2 separate regions of the Homo sapiens genome follow, and region 2 is linked to region 1. Evidence: read pairs that join two places in POLR2A ChIA-PET (ENCODE). Cell type or tissue: OCI-LY7. All regions are shown on one strand.

Region 1 (5,000 bases):
CGTGAAAATTCTGCCGCAACTTCTCAGCCCCTGGCAACTCCCGCAGCCTGGGGAACGGGCGGCAGGCAGGGCAGGGAGCTGTGAGCAGCTGGAGCCGCCGCAGAGCTGAGGCTTGGGGCCCCATCCCCAGCCCAGAACCCCTACCCGGGCAGAGCCGGGCAGGGTCCCAGCCACTGCATCCAGCACTGCCCACCCCCTGACAGGCAGCAGAAGGCCCAAGATTAGAGATTCTAACCCCAAGGGGAAGCCCTGGGAAGCTTGTCAGCTCAGCTTCCAAAATCAGGCCCTGGGGGAGGCAGATATTTGATAATGAATGATTCCTGTCTGATGGCTGCCCTGGGTGGCAGAATCCCAGGCTCTTATTAAGAGCGGCTCTGGCCAGGAGCCAGCAGGCCTGGTTTCAAAGGTTGCCCTCCAGCAGCTGTGCCGTCCGGGGCACCACTGCCCTCCCCACGCCCCAGGCCCACACTGTTCACCATGTTTAGAGCAGGTGCCCACAGCAGGTGCAGCCCGGGGGCCTTGAGCTCAGCCTGTGCACCATGGCGAGGCAGCGCCCCAGTCCCCCAGCCGGCCGGCTCCCGCCTGCGTCCTCCCTGTGAGCAGATGTGCGAGCAGATGTGCTTCAAGCTCGGCGGCTGCGGCCGCTCCGGGCTCAGCACAAGCCTCCTCCAGCCAAGGTCGCCGCTGATAGCCGGCTCGCTGCCTCCATGCCGCCTGAGTAGGAGGCGGGCACGATTTTGCATTGAATTGAGTCCCTGCGTGTGTAATATTTATGCACCCGTAACGTGTGTGTGTCTGTGTCTGAAGCAGCCCCCCCGGAGCCGCAGCAGCATCATGTCAATCACCGCCGAGCCCCCGGGAAACGACTCCATCGTCAGACGCTACAAGGAGGACGCGCCCCATCGCAGGTGGGTGGCAGGTGAGGGAGGACTGGGCTTTTGCCCCGTGCCACCATGCCAAGCCTCCTTACCCCGTCTCTGGGCCAGTCCACGCTTGCTGACCCAGCTGTCCTCGAAGCAACCCTGAAAGGCAGGGTACTGCTCATTGTACAGATGAGGAGGCTGAGGCTCAGAGGAGGGAAGCGGCCTCCCTGGGTTCACCCAGCTGCCTGTCCAAGGACAAAACCTATGACCCGTGGCTCCATGCTGCCCAGAAATCAGGTTCCCGGGCCCCACAGCCCCAGGGCTTGGCTTTTTCTGCCAAAGAATAAGAAACTCACAGCTGGGCATGGTGGCTCACACCTGTAATCCCAGCACTTTGGGAGGCCGAGGCGGGTGGATCACCTGAGGTCAGGAGTTCGAGACCAGCCTGACCAATATGGTGAAACCCCATCTCTGGTAAAATTACAAAAAATTAGCTGGGTGTGGTGGCATGTGCCTGTAATCCCAGCTACTCGGGAGGCTGAGGCAGGAGAATCGCTTGAATCCGGCAGGTGGAGGTTGCAGTGAGCCGAGATCATGCCCCTGCACTCCAGCCTGGGTGACAGAGCGAGACTCCATCTCAAAAAAAAAAAAAAAAGAAACTCATGAATGGCTTCTCCAATCTCCTCTCCCACCTTCCTTACTTCCTAAAAACCATTAGTGTCCTCACAAAGAGAACCACAGTAGAAGTATGCCTGGGCAACGGGTGTTTCCAGCCTGCCAGGGTTTGGCACGTCACCTACAAAGTCAGAGGTTGTTGGGCGGTTTCCAGAAGGGCAGAGAGCAAGCAGTGGCCTTGGAGGCTGGATCCACACCCCCGGTCCCACTGGGGCCTGGGTTTGGGCCTCTTAGCATGGCCTTCCCTGGCTGGCTCCAGAGATCAGCAGCAAAGACCTGCACTAGGCCGGGCACAGTGGCTTACGCCTGTAATCCCAACACTTTGGGAGGCTGAGGCGGGTGGATCACCTGAGGTCAGGAGTTCAAGACCAGACTGGCCAACATGGCAAAACCCCATCTCTACTAAAAATTAAAAAAATAAAAAATAAAAATAGCTGGGCATGGTGGCATGCACCTGTAATCCTAGCTACTGGGGAGGCTGAGGCAGGAGAATCGCTTGAACCCGGGAGGCAGAGGTTGCAGTGAGCCAAGATCGCACCATTGCACTTCAGCCTGGGTGACAGGAGCAAAACTCCATCTCAAAAATTAAAAAAAAAAAAAAATCAGACCCACACCAGCCCCTCCACCAGCAGCTGTGTTGCGGGGGCACCCTCTGGCCAGCCGGGGGCAGGTGTTGAAAGCAGCTTTCAGAAGCCACATGTGGCGTCTGCATGAAAGCACCTGCACCTTGAAGCACTATTGCAAAAACCACATGCAGACAATTGAGAACTCCAGAGCACAGCAAGCTTGCTGTGTCCACTCCGGCTGAAGGGCGCTCAGCTCCCAAACCCATCACACAGGGCAGATGGATCTCTGTCCTGTACCATGTCGGAGAAGAGTGAGAGAGACGTGAACAGCAGGTGGGGCCGGCAGGGCCTCTGTTCACCTGCCCTGGCTTTCCTCCTCCCCTGCTGGAGGAGGCAATCTCCAAGACCTCCAGGCCACCCACCCTTCCAGGGAGCCTCCTGCCTACTCCACCCTTCCTTGTCCCAACCTCCTCCACCCACACTGCCCTCTCAGAAGCAAGGCCACTCGGAAGCCTGGAACCTTCCAGAAGCTTCTCTCTCCCTTGCCTGCGTGTGCACACACACACACACTCACATGCATGCTTTCCCCCACCTCCCTTGTGTCTTGCAGCACAGTCGAAGAAGACAATGACAGCGGCGGGTTTGACGCCTTAGATCTGGATGGTACGTGCCTCTCAGATCCGGGAGGGTCCTGGGTAGGACGGGTCACAGAGGGTCACAGGTGGAGGGTCACAGGTCCTTAAGACCTACTATGTGGAATGGACTCAGAGTCGCTCTTGAACACAAAAGATAAGCCTCTGTCCCCCATTGGGCTTGCCCATGGCTGAGAGATGCCCTGTGAGCTTGTTCTTTGTCTTGTAGGTAATGGGGGCCCATCCGGCTGCTGTGCAGAGGGTGCGAGCTAGGTCTGGGCTTTTAAAAAGCGTAGCTCTCACATACTCTAGCCAGGCACCATGGAGGGGCTCGACCTGCATACCTGATCCAGTTTAATCTCAACAGCCGCTCTCAGAAATGCTATTGTTACCCTCATTTTATAGATAAAGACAGGAGCCTCAGAGACAGGAAAGAACAGGAGGGCAGAGAGTGGGCTGGGAGCAGGGAGTTCTCATGCGAAATTCATGTGTTGAGCTGTTAACCAGCCTCTGCAAAAGGAATACAGAATGCAGATGGAGAGGCCGACATTGGAGGGGCAAGGCCAGGGGGAGAGGCCGAAATTGGAGGTGCAAGGCTGAGGGGAGAGGCCAACATTGGAGGTGCAAGACTGTGGGGAGAGGCCAACATTGGAGGTGCAAGGCTGTGGGGAGAGGCCAACATTGGAGGTGCAAGGCTGTGGGGAGAGGCCAACATTGGAGGTGCAAGACTGTGGGGAGAGGCCAACATTGGAGGTGCAAGGCTGTGGGGAGAGGCCAGCATTGGAAGGGCAAGGCCAGGGAGAGAGGCCGACCTTGGAGGTACAAGGCTGTGGGGAGAGAGGCCAACATTGGAAGGGCAAGGCCAGGAAGAGAGGCCGACCTTGGAGGTACAAGTCTGAAGGGAGAGGCCAACATTGGAGGTGCAAGGCTGTGGGGAGAGAGGCCGACATTGGAAGGCAAGGCCAGGGAGAGAGGCCGACCTTGGAGGTGCAAGGCTGTGGGGAGAGAGGCCGACATTGGAAGGGCAAGGCCAGGGGAACAGGTCGACATTGGAGGGGCAAGGCAGGATGGGGAGAAGTAGGGAGGGTGAAGGCGGGCTTGCAGGATCACCACCTTCAAGCCTGTCTCAGCACCGAGGGAGGGTGGCAGCATCCCCTGGCCCCGACAGAGCTGGCAGCAGGGGAGACTGTGGCTCAGAGTCCTCCAGGTGTGCCCTGCCAGCCCCCTCTCTTCCAGGGCTCCCCCAGCCTTTGCCAGCTAAGGCTGCCAACCGATGAAACGAAAGATGAGTGGTCCTCCTTAATGGGGAAGCATCAGCGCTACCAAGTGTTAAAGAGAGGTTAGCCCCTAATCGAGGCTGGGTAATGAGAAGAATTGAAAGAGTTTTGGAAAGGGGAGAGAATCCCGGGCAACCGTCCAAAGTATTTTGCAGTGTCGGGAAAAATTCCATTTGCAGAGAAGCCTTTGTTATCAGCCCCGAGCAGATTTGTAGTTCTCTCCATCCCAGCCACCCAGAGCTCTGGGCAGTGGGTGTCTTTCCTCCAGGTGTTCTGGGTCCACCTGGGGTGAGAAGATAGGGAGGGGCTCCTATCGGGGCCAGACCCTCCTCTTCCTGCCCTGCTTCAGGCCCCTGCGGGCCGGGAAGCTGATGGATGATGGTGAGGCCTTAGGGTCCCAAAATGAAAATGTGGGGGCCCAATTCAAGAACAGAATGAAGCCAGCCGCGGTGCCTCACGCCTGTAATACCAGCGTTCTGAGAGGCCAAGGCTGGTGGATCACTGGAGGCCAGGAGGGGTGACATAGCAAGACCCTGTCTCTACAAAAAAATAATTAATTAGCCAGGCATGGTGGCATATGCCTGTAGTCCCAGCTCCTTGGAAAGCCAAGAGAGGAGGATGGCTTGAGCCCAGAAATTAAAAACCAGCCTGGACAGCATAGTGAGACCCCGTCTCTATAAAAAAAAATTTTTTTTTAATTATCCAGACATGGTGGTGCACACCTGTAGTCCCAGCTACTCCAGAGGCTGAGGCAGGAGGATCACTTGAGCCCAGGAGGTTGAAGCTGCAGTGAGCTATGATTACACCATCACACTGCAGCCTGGGCAACAGAACAAGACCCTCTCTCAAAAAAAAAAAATCTTAAAAACCAGATACCTGATAAAGCTTCCCACTAAGAGGAAGCTCCTGGAGGCTGGAGAACATCTGTGTTGGAGACATTCAATGCAGGACTCAGCCATCTGTGCCAGGGAACCTCAGAGACCCATC
Region 2 (5,000 bases), 75 kb after region 1:
GGCACGGTGGTGTGCACCTGTAATCCCAGCTACTCAGGAGGCTGAGGCAGGAGAATTGCTTGAACCCAGGAGGCGGAGGTTGCAGCGAGCCGAGATTGTGCCACTGCACTCCAGCCTGGTTGACAGAGCAAGACTCTGTCTCAGAAAAAAAAAAAAAAAAAGACATACCCAAGACCAGGTAATTTATAAAGGAAAGAGGTTCAATTGACTGACAGTTCCACATGGCTGGGGAGGCCTCACAATCATGGTGAGAGAGTAAGGGATGTCTTACATGGTGGCAGGCAAGAAGAACTTGTGGAGGGAACTCCCCTTCATAAACCATCAGATCTCATGAGACTTGTTCACTATCAGCACGGGAAAGACCCGCCCCATGATTCAATTACCTCCCACCAAGTCCCTCCCACAACATGTGGGAATTATGGGAGCTACAATTCAAGGTGAGATTTGGGTGGGGATGCAGCCAAACCATAGAAGACACACAGTTCGAAATGTATTTATTAGGCCAAACTTGTTCACTGTTGCTTCAGTGATCTGTTGGTGCATAACTAACCACTACAGATTTTAGTGGCTTAAAACACTATTTTGTCATGAATCTGCACCCTGGGCTGGACTCAGCTGGGCAGGCAGGCTAATATTTCCTACGACTGTATTCTGCTAGCAGATTGACTGAAGGCTTGGCTCAGCTGGGACCTTGGGATGAGTAGGACTCTCTTCCTCCCCACGTACTCTCAGGCCCTTTACCTCTCCCATGGGTCTCTCCAAAAGAGTAGCTGGACTTCCTACATGACTCACAGGGCTCCAGAAACACAAAAACAAAGCTATCAGGCTTTCTTAAGGCTTAGACTTGGAACTGGTAGAATATTGCGTCTGCCACATTCTATTTGTCAAAATAAGTTCCAGCCCAATCCAGATTTAAGTGGAGGGGTTACACAAGGGAATGGATACCTGGAGAAGTGGTTCATTTGGAGACTACTCATATATTAGACTGCTACAATTGTATTTTTCAGCTGTTTGAACTATTAATTACTAGAAGAGATATACTTAACCCACACTCACACCCAGCAGTGAGGATGGATTCCTCAGTTTCTCCTTTATGTTCTCTTAGTTTTGAGCCTTTATTTTTTTTTTTTTTTTTTCAGACAGGGTCTTGCTCTGTCTCCCATACTGGAGCGCAGCAGCACAATCATGGCTCACTGCAGCCTCAGCCTCTCCAGTTCAAGTGATCATGCCCCTTCAGCCACCCAAGTAACTGGGAAATAGCCATGTACCACTATGCTTGGCTAATTTTTTAAATTTTTGTAGAGACAGGGTGTCACTATATTACCTGGGCTGGTCTGGAACTCCTGAACTCAAGCAATCTTCCTGCCTTGGCCTCCCAAAATGCTAGGATTATAGGCATAAGCCACTGCAGCCAGCCTGGCCTTAAATATTTGAGGCTATATTATTAGGTGCATACAAGTTTAGAATGGTTATACCTTGCTTTTATTGCATATATGACCCTCTCTATCACTAGTAATTCTAATTCTTTTAGGCTTAAAATCTATTTTGCCTTCTATTAATATTGATATGCTATACTTATTATGGTTAATACTTGCGTGGTAAATCTTTCTCCATTCTTTTACTTTGATCTTTGATCTTTTCTGGGTCCTTAATGGGTGTGTCTCTTTTTTTATTTATTTTATTTATTTATTTTATTATTATTATTTTTTTTAGACAGAGTCCCACTGTGTCACCAGGCTGGAGTGCAGTGGCACAATCTCGGCTCACTGCAACCTCCAACTCCCTGGTTCAGGCTATTCTCCTGCCTCAGCCTCTTGAGTAGCTGGGATTACAGGCACGCACCACCACGCCCAGCTCATTTTTTAAAAATATTTTTAGTAGAGATGGGGTTTCACCATGTTGGCCAGGATGGTCTCTATCTCGTGACCTTGTGATCCGCCCACCTCATCCTCCCAAAGTGTGGTGTGTCTCTTATAAGCATATAGCTGGTCTTTGTTTATTTTTATTTTTTGTTTATTTTTTGAGATGGAGTCTCACTTTGCTACCCAGGCTGGAGTGCAGCGGTGCGATCTCGGCTCACTGCAATATCTGCCTCCCAGGTTCAAGTGATTCTCCTGCCTCAGCCTCCTGAGTAGCTGGGATTACAGGCATGTGCCACCACACCTGGCTAATTTTTGTATTTTTATTAGAGAGGGTTTCACTATATTGGTCAGGCTGGTCTCGAACTTCTGACCTCAGGTATCCACCCACCTCAACCTCCCAAAATGCTGGGATTACAGGTGTGAGCCACTGTGCCGGCCAGAAGGTCAGATTTACAAGGGTTCTGCAGATGCCCCTGAGGCAGCTAGAGGCCTCACAGTGTGTCAGTTTAACTCTGAATTTCTGCTTTCACTTTGATTTTAGCCTCTGAGGCTTTCTTACTCAGCTCAGTAACACTTAAAAAAAAAAACAAAAAAAAAAACCTTCTGTGTGGTTTGTACAGCATTTTAAATTGTTGCTGCAGGAGGGTTGATCTGAGTGTTTTGCTCACTATACTGTCAGAAAAGGGAATCTATTATTTCTTTAAATATTTCCTCCTCTCCATCTCTTTCCCCTTCCTCTTGGAACTCACAGTTCACATATTAGAACTCCTGGATCTCTCCTCTAACTGTCCTGCCCTTCCTCTTATAATTCCCATCTCTTTATACTTGTTCTCTGGGTTTTGAGATTTTTTTTTTTTTTAATCTTCTAGGTCTCTTGTTTTGTTATCAATGTTTACCATTCCCTCTTCCATTAATTTTTTAAAATTATGATTTGCTGTTGTTGTACAATGTCTTTTCTTTTCTTTCTTTTTCTTTTCTTTTTTTTCTTTTTTTTTTTTTTGAGACAGATTCTCACTGTGTCACCCAGGTTGGAGTGCAGTGGCATGATCTTGGCTCACTGCAACCTCCATCTCCTGGGTTCAAGCAATTCTCCTGCCTCAGCCTCATGAGTAGCAGTGATTACAGGCGTGCACCACCACACCCGGCTAATTTTTGTATTTTTAGTAGAGAGAAGGTTTCACCATGTTGACCTGGCTGGTCTTGAACTCCTGACCTCAGGTGATTCACCTGCCTCAGCCTCCCAAAATGCTGGGATTACAGGCATGAGCCACTGTCCCCAGCCAAATACAATGTCTTTTTATGCCATTGACAATTCTTCTAAGGTGGAACCATGGTGATAGTGATGGTGGTGATGATGAAGATGGTGATAGTGATGCTGATAGTGATGGTGGTGATATGATGATGGTGATGGTGGTGATGATAGTGATGGTGGTGATAGTGATGGTGGTGATGTTGATGGTGGTGGTGATGGTGATAGTGATGGTGATGATGGTGATGGTGATAATGATGGTGATGGTGATGGTGATGGTGATAATGATGGTGGTGATAGGGTGATAGTGATAGTGATGGTGGTGGTGGTGGTGGTTATGATGTGATGGTGATAGTGATGGTGGTGATTATAGTGATGATGATAGTGATGGTGGTGATGGTGGTGGTGATGATGGTGATGGTGATGATGCTGATAGTGATGGTCGTGATGATGGTGTTGGTATTGGTGATAGTGATGGTGGTGATGATGGTGACAGTGATGGTGGTGATGATGATGATGGTGTTGGTGTTGGTGATAGTGATGGTGGTGATGATGATTATGATGATCTGATGGTGATGGTGACAGTGATGGTGACGATGATGGTGATGGTGATAGTGATGGTGGCAATGATGGTGATGGTGATGATGCTGATAGTGATGGTGGTGATTATGGTGGTGGCGATAGTGATGGTGGTGATGATGGTGGTGGTGGTGATGATGGTGATAGTGATAGTGATGGTGGTAATTATAGTGATGGTGATAGCGAAGGTGGTGATGATGATGGTGGTGGTGGTGATGATGGTGATGGTGATGATGCTGATAGTGATGGTGGTGATGATGGTGACAGTGATGGTGGTGGTGATGATGATGATGGTGCTGGTGTTGGTGATAGTGATGGTGGTGATGATGATTATGATGATCACGATGGTGATGGTGACAGTGATGTGACAATGGTGATAGTGATGGTGGTGACAATGATGGCGATATAAAGTTTCCATTCATTCATTTACCATTATGTGAGATATCCTACTTTTTCTTCTTCTCTCTGGCACCTCGGTCCCCTTAAGTCTATTGACATTTTCTTATTCTCACTCATAGCTCTTTGGCTTTCAGGGGGAGCCTTTAGGGTCTCCTATGCAGTGGAGAAAGGTAAGGTAACAGGCAGGATGCCACTCCTGTGATGAGCACCAGGAGGAAGGGAAGAGGTCTCAGAGCTGAAGTTGTTGGCAGCTCCCATGTTCAGGGATGGGGGAAATCTCCCAGTCCTCTCACCCCACAGAGCTCTCAGACTGTACTAGTTCGTTTTCACGCTGCTGATAAAGGCATACCTGAGACTGGGCAATTTACAAAAGAAAGAGGTTTAATGGACTCACAGTTCTATGTTGCTGGGGAGGCCTCACAATCATGGTGGAAGGTGAAAGGCACTTCTTACATGGCGGCAGATAACAGAAGAATGACAGCCAAGTGAAAGGGGTCTCCCCTTATAAAACCATCAGATCTCGTGAGACTTATTCACTACCACAAGAACAGTCTGGGGGAATCATGGGGGAAATCACCCCATGATTCAATTATCTCTCATGGGTCCCTCCCACAACATGAGGGAATTATGGGAGCTACAATTAAAGATGAGATTTGGGTGGGGACACAGCCAAACCATATCACCCACATTCTCCCCAGGCCAGAAAGGCCCTACTAGGACCTCAAAAGGAGACTGCATGCATGGGACCTAAGGGGATCCTGTTCCTATTGGGAATCCCAGCGTCTTGGGCCCTATACCAGGCCTCTGAGTTCCTGATCCCCTCACTGCTGGCCCACTGGAGAGTGAGAGTCCCTGTGGCTGCTTCCTTTCCTAGAGATTTCAGGTGAGCTTACCGTGTCACATGAAGGTTT

What was found. ChIA-PET counts read pairs that join two places held together with the same protein. Peaks named below come from ENCODE experiments on the same cell type or tissue, not always from the same donor. Only the 100,000 strongest peaks of a DNase experiment are listed, where the experiment ranks them.
Region 2: POLR2A ChIA-PET joins it to region 1 with 5 read pairs; 2 of 35 experiments call an interaction of 5 or more read pairs at or near these places.

The regions. Positions count from the first base shown.
Region 1 is chr7:2,924,506-2,929,505 of GRCh38, reverse strand. It overlaps CARD11 (caspase recruitment domain family member 11), which reads left to right. Exons shown (of 25, transcript NM_032415.7): 13 at 808-908; 14 at 2,715-2,767. Among named protein-coding and RNA genes, the nearest start is that of CARD11-AS1, 17 kb to the left of the region's middle. In OCI-LY7, no CTCF peak of the experiment used is centred here; a DNase peak (open chromatin) is centred at 2,225.
Region 2 is chr7:2,849,036-2,854,035 of GRCh38, reverse strand. No RefSeq gene overlaps it. Among named protein-coding and RNA genes, the nearest start is that of GNA12, 7.2 kb to the right of the region's middle. RefSeq lists a silencer at 2,278-2,397. In OCI-LY7, no CTCF peak of the experiment used is centred here; no DNase peak of the experiment used is centred here.